Linked DNA regions of Homo sapiens: region 2 is linked to region 1. A link is a loop called in an ENCODE intact Hi-C map of the cell type or tissue named here. Cell type or tissue: CD14-positive monocyte. All regions are shown on one strand. Each heading gives the region's core, and the rest is flanking DNA. Links, peaks and the distances in the headings are about the cores only. Region 1 has its middle 4.0 kb from the start of RBM28. Region 2 has its middle 16 kb from the start of IMPDH1.

Region 1 (2,915 bases), core at 132-2,631:
GGGAAGCCAGGAGAGGGTAGAGCCCTTGGCCAGACCAGGTCCAATGCAGGAGTGGAAGAATTCAAGCACTACTCTCCTTGCAGATGAACATCTGTCTTGGCTGAGAGGAGCGTCCAGGGCCTGGGACCTCAGATGGAGGAGGAGAATCAGTTGTGTTTGGAGGAGAGAGAGAATCATAGTGGGGAAGAGAAATGGGAGGGAGGTGGTGCCGGTGCGGTGGAGGGATGGGACTAGAATGGTTTTGATTGCGTCTCCTCCATCACCTGGCTCAGAAATTCTTGCTGCATCCTCACTCTGGGCTGAGGCCCAGAGAACTGCCAACCTCCTAATTACAGGCATTTCTCACTGGTGTCATAGTGGCTGCAGTGGGCCCAGCATCAGAGTTGCTTTGTGTCATGCAAGGATTGTTGCTGCTCTGAGAAACTGCTCCCTTTCTTTCCCACTCACTCTTCTATCTGCCTCTCATCTGCCTCTGCTCACACTCAGCTCCTCGATGCCATCTCTTCCTCACACTGGTCCTTGCCAGCTCCTGTCTCTCTCACTCACTCTCCCCAACAAGGGTCCTTGGGTTCATGCACACACTTCCCGAAAGAGCAGTCCAAGCCCTGAATACCCTAGCCAGTCTCTCTGTTGGCCTGTCTATTGGTCTCTCTCTCTCTCTCTCTCTCACACACACACACACACACACACACACACTTCTGCACATACACTCCTTTTCTGTATGGCAGCTCTAAATGGAGTTGGGGGGAGGCAGGAGGGAGTTGAGGGAATACAGCTCGGTGTTCACCAGCTCCAACACTTCTTTGATTTTCCTCAGCAAGGATAACCTCAGCCCTTTTACTTCATAAAGAGGCCAAGATTTTGTTTAGAGGATCCTTTCCTTTTGTCTCATGCCTCATCCCTTACCCAGAGTGGGTTTCCCAGGAAGAATCCAGGTAGATCCTAATGCCTACACCCTTCAGTTCCAAGTCTTGGTATTGTGGGGACTGAAAGACAAACTCACATTCATTCATTTATTCATTCATTCAATCTCTTAAAGAATATTTACTGAATGCCTATGACGTACTAGGTGCTGGGAATAGACAGGTGAACGAGGTAGACACCAGCCATGAATTTACGAAATTGAAAGCCTGTTGGGGGAAGGCAGATGTTAAACAACTAATGACATAAATAATCACAATAGCACAAGTAATTAATTATAGTTGTGACAAGTGTTAAGGCCAAGAACTATTCTGTATTATAAGAAGGTTTAGCTTGCCAGGGGGAGTGGAGCTAGAGGGATGGGATCTGGAAGAGGCTGGCTGAGAACAGCCCAGGCCTCTCTTACTTCCTTTCCTGGCTCCTGCACAGTGATGGATGAGGAGGAGGCCAGCAGTTTATTTCCCCTGGAAGCCACATTGCTGGTGTGATGCAGGGTAGCACAGCACCTGCTATTTAATAAAGATTGCTGCATGTGTCTTGGGTAGATGGATGAGCAAATATTCCTGAGGAAAGAACCATTGCCTGCCCTGATATAAATGGATTGGAGGGGATTGGGCTGAGAGACAGATCGGGGAACCAGGTCTGAACCGTGGGGAGGGTAGAAAGGGTCAGCTGCACTGTTGTCCTCCCAGAAGGGCACAGAACCCTGCACTGTGGGTGGCTGCTGCCCCCTGATGGGCATAGAGACACAGTTAGATTTGTCCTAAATTAAGGAAGATTTGGATCAGAGCTATTTAAAACTTAGCATTTGTGGAGGGTCTCACAAAGGAATATTGGAACAATCTTCTCAGGATTGTTTTCCTTGTACAGACTGCAGCCAGGACTAGGAAGGCTTCCCCTTAGCTGGGGTTCTGAAGCTCACAATTTAATCTTTGGGGGTGGAATTTTAATTCCTAAGGTGATAGGAGTGGGCAGGAGGGAAGGAGAAGGAAGAGGAGGATGTGGAGTCCCAAACCAACTTTGTTACATGATCCATCCCATTGCCTTTATCTGTTTGTTTCTCTTTATCCTGGATAGGATTAACATAGCAACCTTAAAAATCTGTTTTGTATTTCAAAGCTTCCTTTCCTGAGTAATATTTTTAAATTTATTTTTAAATTTTTATTGTTATTGTTTTGAGATGGGGTCTCACTCTGTCACCCAGAGTGCAGTGCAGTGGCACGATAGCTCACTGCAACCTCCGCCTCCCCAGGTCAAGCGATCCTCCCACCTCAGCCTCAGAGTAGCTGAGACCACAGGTGCATGCCACCACAGCCCAGCTAATATTTTGTACTTTCGGTAGAGATGGAGTTTCATCATGTTTCTGAGGCTGGTCTCAAACTCCCAACCTCAGGTGATCCGCCCGCCTTGGCCTCCCAAAGTGCTGGGATTACAGGCATGAGCCACCACACCGGGCCTACAAGGCATTTTTTTTTTTTTCTGTCTGACTTTCTGGAGGGCCAAAGAATGATAACATCTGCTTATTGTGAGAGGGTTCTGAGAAAGTTAGCCAAACCTTTAGCAGAAAAATACCTAGGGGAAACCTTCAACAGAGAGGGCCCTTCTCCATCACAGTGCTCTTGCTCACTCCTCTCTCAAACAAGGGCAATTTTTCAAGAGTGTTAATGGGAAACCATTAGGCATCCACCTTAAGGTCCTATTTTGGCTCCTTCTGACTTAGTTTTGTTTCCTAATCTTAAAAAATCTTTAAGGGGCTCACATTTTTCTTCAATTATATATATATATATATATATATATATATATATATATATATATATATATAGAGAGAGAGAGAGAGAGAGAGAGAGAGAGAGAGAGAGAGAGAGAGAGAGAGAGACTGCATTGACATGCTTAAATTCCAAAGACCTTAAGTTCTTTAGAGATGGACTAAGTGGCTGGTATCATTGCTTACAAATGTGTTTTGAACTTGATGGAGCTAATGTTGAAAAATAAAG
Region 2 (2,915 bases), core at 123-2,622, 78 kb before region 1:
AGCTGGGATTACAGGCACCTGCCAGCATACCTGGCTAATTTTTTTTTTTGTATTTTTAGTAGAGACGGGGTTTCACCATGTTGGCAGGCTGGTCTCGAACTCCTGACCTCAAGTGATCCACCCGCCTTGGCCCCCCAAAGTGCTGGGATTACAGGCGTGATCCCCCACACCTGGACTTTCCTTGATATTTTTCAAATATCATGTGGAATCTCTGTGAATCCATTGTGGAGACTTGGAACACCTTAGTGAACAGTTTGGGAATTGTGGTATTAGGGGCTATCTAAGGTCAGCTGGGCAATTTACGTATCCTATCAGCACGTGGCTGGTATACCTAGCTGATGGGATTTGTGAGGAGGTTTAAATGAGAAGGTGTTTATAAAGCCCCCACACATGGCACTTGGTGCTGTACATTAGAAACACCTGGAGGAGCTAATGAACCCACAGATGTCTGGAACTCCACCCACGGATTCAATGTAATTGGTGGAGGAGGGGCCCAGATAGGAGAGTTATTTAAGAACCCCAGGAGATTTTAGTGTGCAGCAAGGTTGAAAATCACTGACCTACCACATAGTAAATAGAATATTGTGGAAATAAAGGTAATATTTTTATTATGGTTAGGAAGAAAGAATGCAAACCCCATATCCAAAGGCCTGGGTTCTAGAACTTCTTTCCCATTTACTGGCTGTGTGCTCTTGGGCAAGCCACTTACTGTCTCTTAACCTTTATTCTTCCGTGTACAAGGAGGATAATCATTTGTGTCTCATCTTAAGTCACAGGATTATGATGACATGTGAAATAATGAGTGTAAAACTGTCCTTTTTTCCTTTTTTTTTTTTCCCCCCAGACAGATTCTTGCTCTGTCCGACCAGGCTGGAGTGCAGTGGCCCGATCTCAGCTCACTGCAACGTCCACCTCCCGAGTTCAAGCAATTCTTCGGCCTCAGCCTCCTGAGTAGCTGGGATTACAGATGTCCCCCACCACGTCCGGCTAATTTTTGTATTTTTAGTAGAGACGGGGTTACACCATGTTAGCCAGGCTGGTCATGAACTCCTGACCTCATGATCTGCCCACTTTGACCTCCCAAAGTGCTGAGATTACAGGCGTGAGCCACCACGCCCAGCTGAAACTGTTCTTTAAACTGGGTAGCCTATACCAATGTAAGGCAATGTTGAGGAGTAGATGCGGCCTCTTTCCTCAAAGAGAGATCCAGAAAGGCTTCTGAAAACCCAAGACACTTGAAGACCATTGTCCTCTAGCAGTCTGAACACCATGGAGAGGCCCACAGCTGTGAAGACAGAAAGGGATGGCCCCGGTTCTACCAGGGCCCCATTCCAGTGAATGAAGGCAAAGAGCCTGCCTGAGCAAGGAGTCACTGCAGTACTGGAGAGTCCCAGAAGGGGGCAGTCTTGTCTCAGCACCCCCCGACATGGATTCAGGTGCAGCCATCCAAGCCAATTTGCTTTGAAAAAGTTTATGTGACTGTTTACAGATTTAACTTATTTTTATTAGCCACTGTACCATGGTACACAAAGTAATTACAAACTCAAGATTAAAATTAAGGCCATGTTGTAAAAACTAAAAAATTAAAGCTAATTTTTGTTTTTTTTGAGATGGAGTCTTGCTCTGTCGCCCAGGCTGGAGTGCAATGGCACGATCTCGGCTCACTGCAACCTCCACCTCCCAGGTTCAAGCGATTCTCCTGCCTCAGCCTCCTGAGTAGCTGGGATTAGAGGCGCCTGTCACCACGCCCGGCTAATTTTTGTATTTTTTAGTAGAGACAGGGTTTCACCATATTGGTCAGGCTGGTCTCGAACTCCTGACCTCAGTTGATCCGCCCGCCTCGGCCTCTCAAAGTGCTGGGATTACAGGTGTGAGCTACCGCGCCTGGCCTAAAGCTAATTTTTAATGTGCTTAAGGTTCTTCGGTAAGAGAGTTTAGCAAAACAATTTCTCTAGATTTCTTCTTTTTAATCACCATTTTGTCTTTGATTATGACATCTGTATTCATACTAGGCTTATATTTCATCCATGCAAGTTAGGTGTGCACATGTAATGAAAACAATAACAATGAAATCATTCCAATAGTTAGGAGATAAAACACTAGTTTTAGTGAATTAACAATAATACTTCATCCTTTCACTCTGAACACAGCCCGAGGTCAAGTGAAACCAAGTCTCAGGCTGCCAGAGCTCATGTCTGCAGAGTGTGTATGAAAATTCTCAGGGCAGCTGTTTGGCTTCAACTATCATGGTAATAATAGCTTTATGAAGCAACTGCTATGTGCCAGGTGTTTACTTAATATTAATAAACTGCTGTTCCTCATAGCATGTTAACAGAAGTCACTATCATCCTCATTTTTCAGAGGAAGAAACAACCCAGAATGCCTGTCCATGGTCATATAGCTAATATGGAAGGAACTAAGGGTTTCAGCCAGGCTTCTGTCTGCCAAGCTCATGGACATTCACCACATCACTCAGCTAGTCCCCATAACTTTGGCCAAGGGACTCTCTGGGATCTACTCCAAAGCCTCAGGCAGGACTATGGAGGAATATCTTTTCCCACAGCTCCCTGCTCCATCCCACATGATTTGCCCTACAGCATGATGAACCTCAGGTCCAGGGGGGTACCTGCCACCTACTCCCAGAAGTGGAATTAGGGCATGGCTGCAATAAGAATATGAATCCAAGGAATGGAGTAAGGGGCATAAGAGTTGGATTTCCAGCCTGTTTGTTGCTGGACTTAATGGGAACTATGTTTATAAACCATGTGGGCTCTTCCTGAATCTAGAAGAAAGGACAGCTGAAGGGCCTGTGTAGTTGCTGGGCCTCTGCACCCAACCAAGGCTTTCTGTGGCAACTGTGAAGAGGTTGTTGAAGATCCTGGATGGGATTAATCTTTGTAATAATGCAACTCTTT

What was found. A loop is a pair of places that touch in the nucleus more often than their neighbours do. Peaks named below come from ENCODE experiments on the same cell type or tissue, not always from the same donor. Only the 100,000 strongest peaks of a DNase experiment are listed, where the experiment ranks them.
Region 2: it touches region 1 in a loop (5-fold over the local background); 20 of 110 quality-filtered maps call a loop at or near these places.

Annotation. Positions count from the first base shown.
Region 1 is chr7:128,346,481-128,349,395 of GRCh38, reverse strand. No RefSeq gene overlaps it. Among named protein-coding and RNA genes, the nearest start is that of RBM28, 4.0 kb to the right of the region's middle. RefSeq lists an enhancer at 1,572-1,651. In CD14-positive monocyte, for the core only: CTCF peaks have their summits at 1,443 and 1,652 (motif pointing left); a DNase peak (open chromatin) is centred at 1,635; H3K27me3 peaks cover 94 bases.
Region 2 is chr7:128,424,444-128,427,358 of GRCh38, reverse strand. No RefSeq gene overlaps it. Among named protein-coding and RNA genes, the nearest start is that of IMPDH1, 16 kb to the right of the region's middle. RefSeq lists a silencer at 1,308-1,467. In CD14-positive monocyte, for the core only: CTCF peaks have their summits at 1,198 and 1,397 (motif pointing right); a DNase peak (open chromatin) is centred at 1,388; H3K27ac peaks cover 252 bases.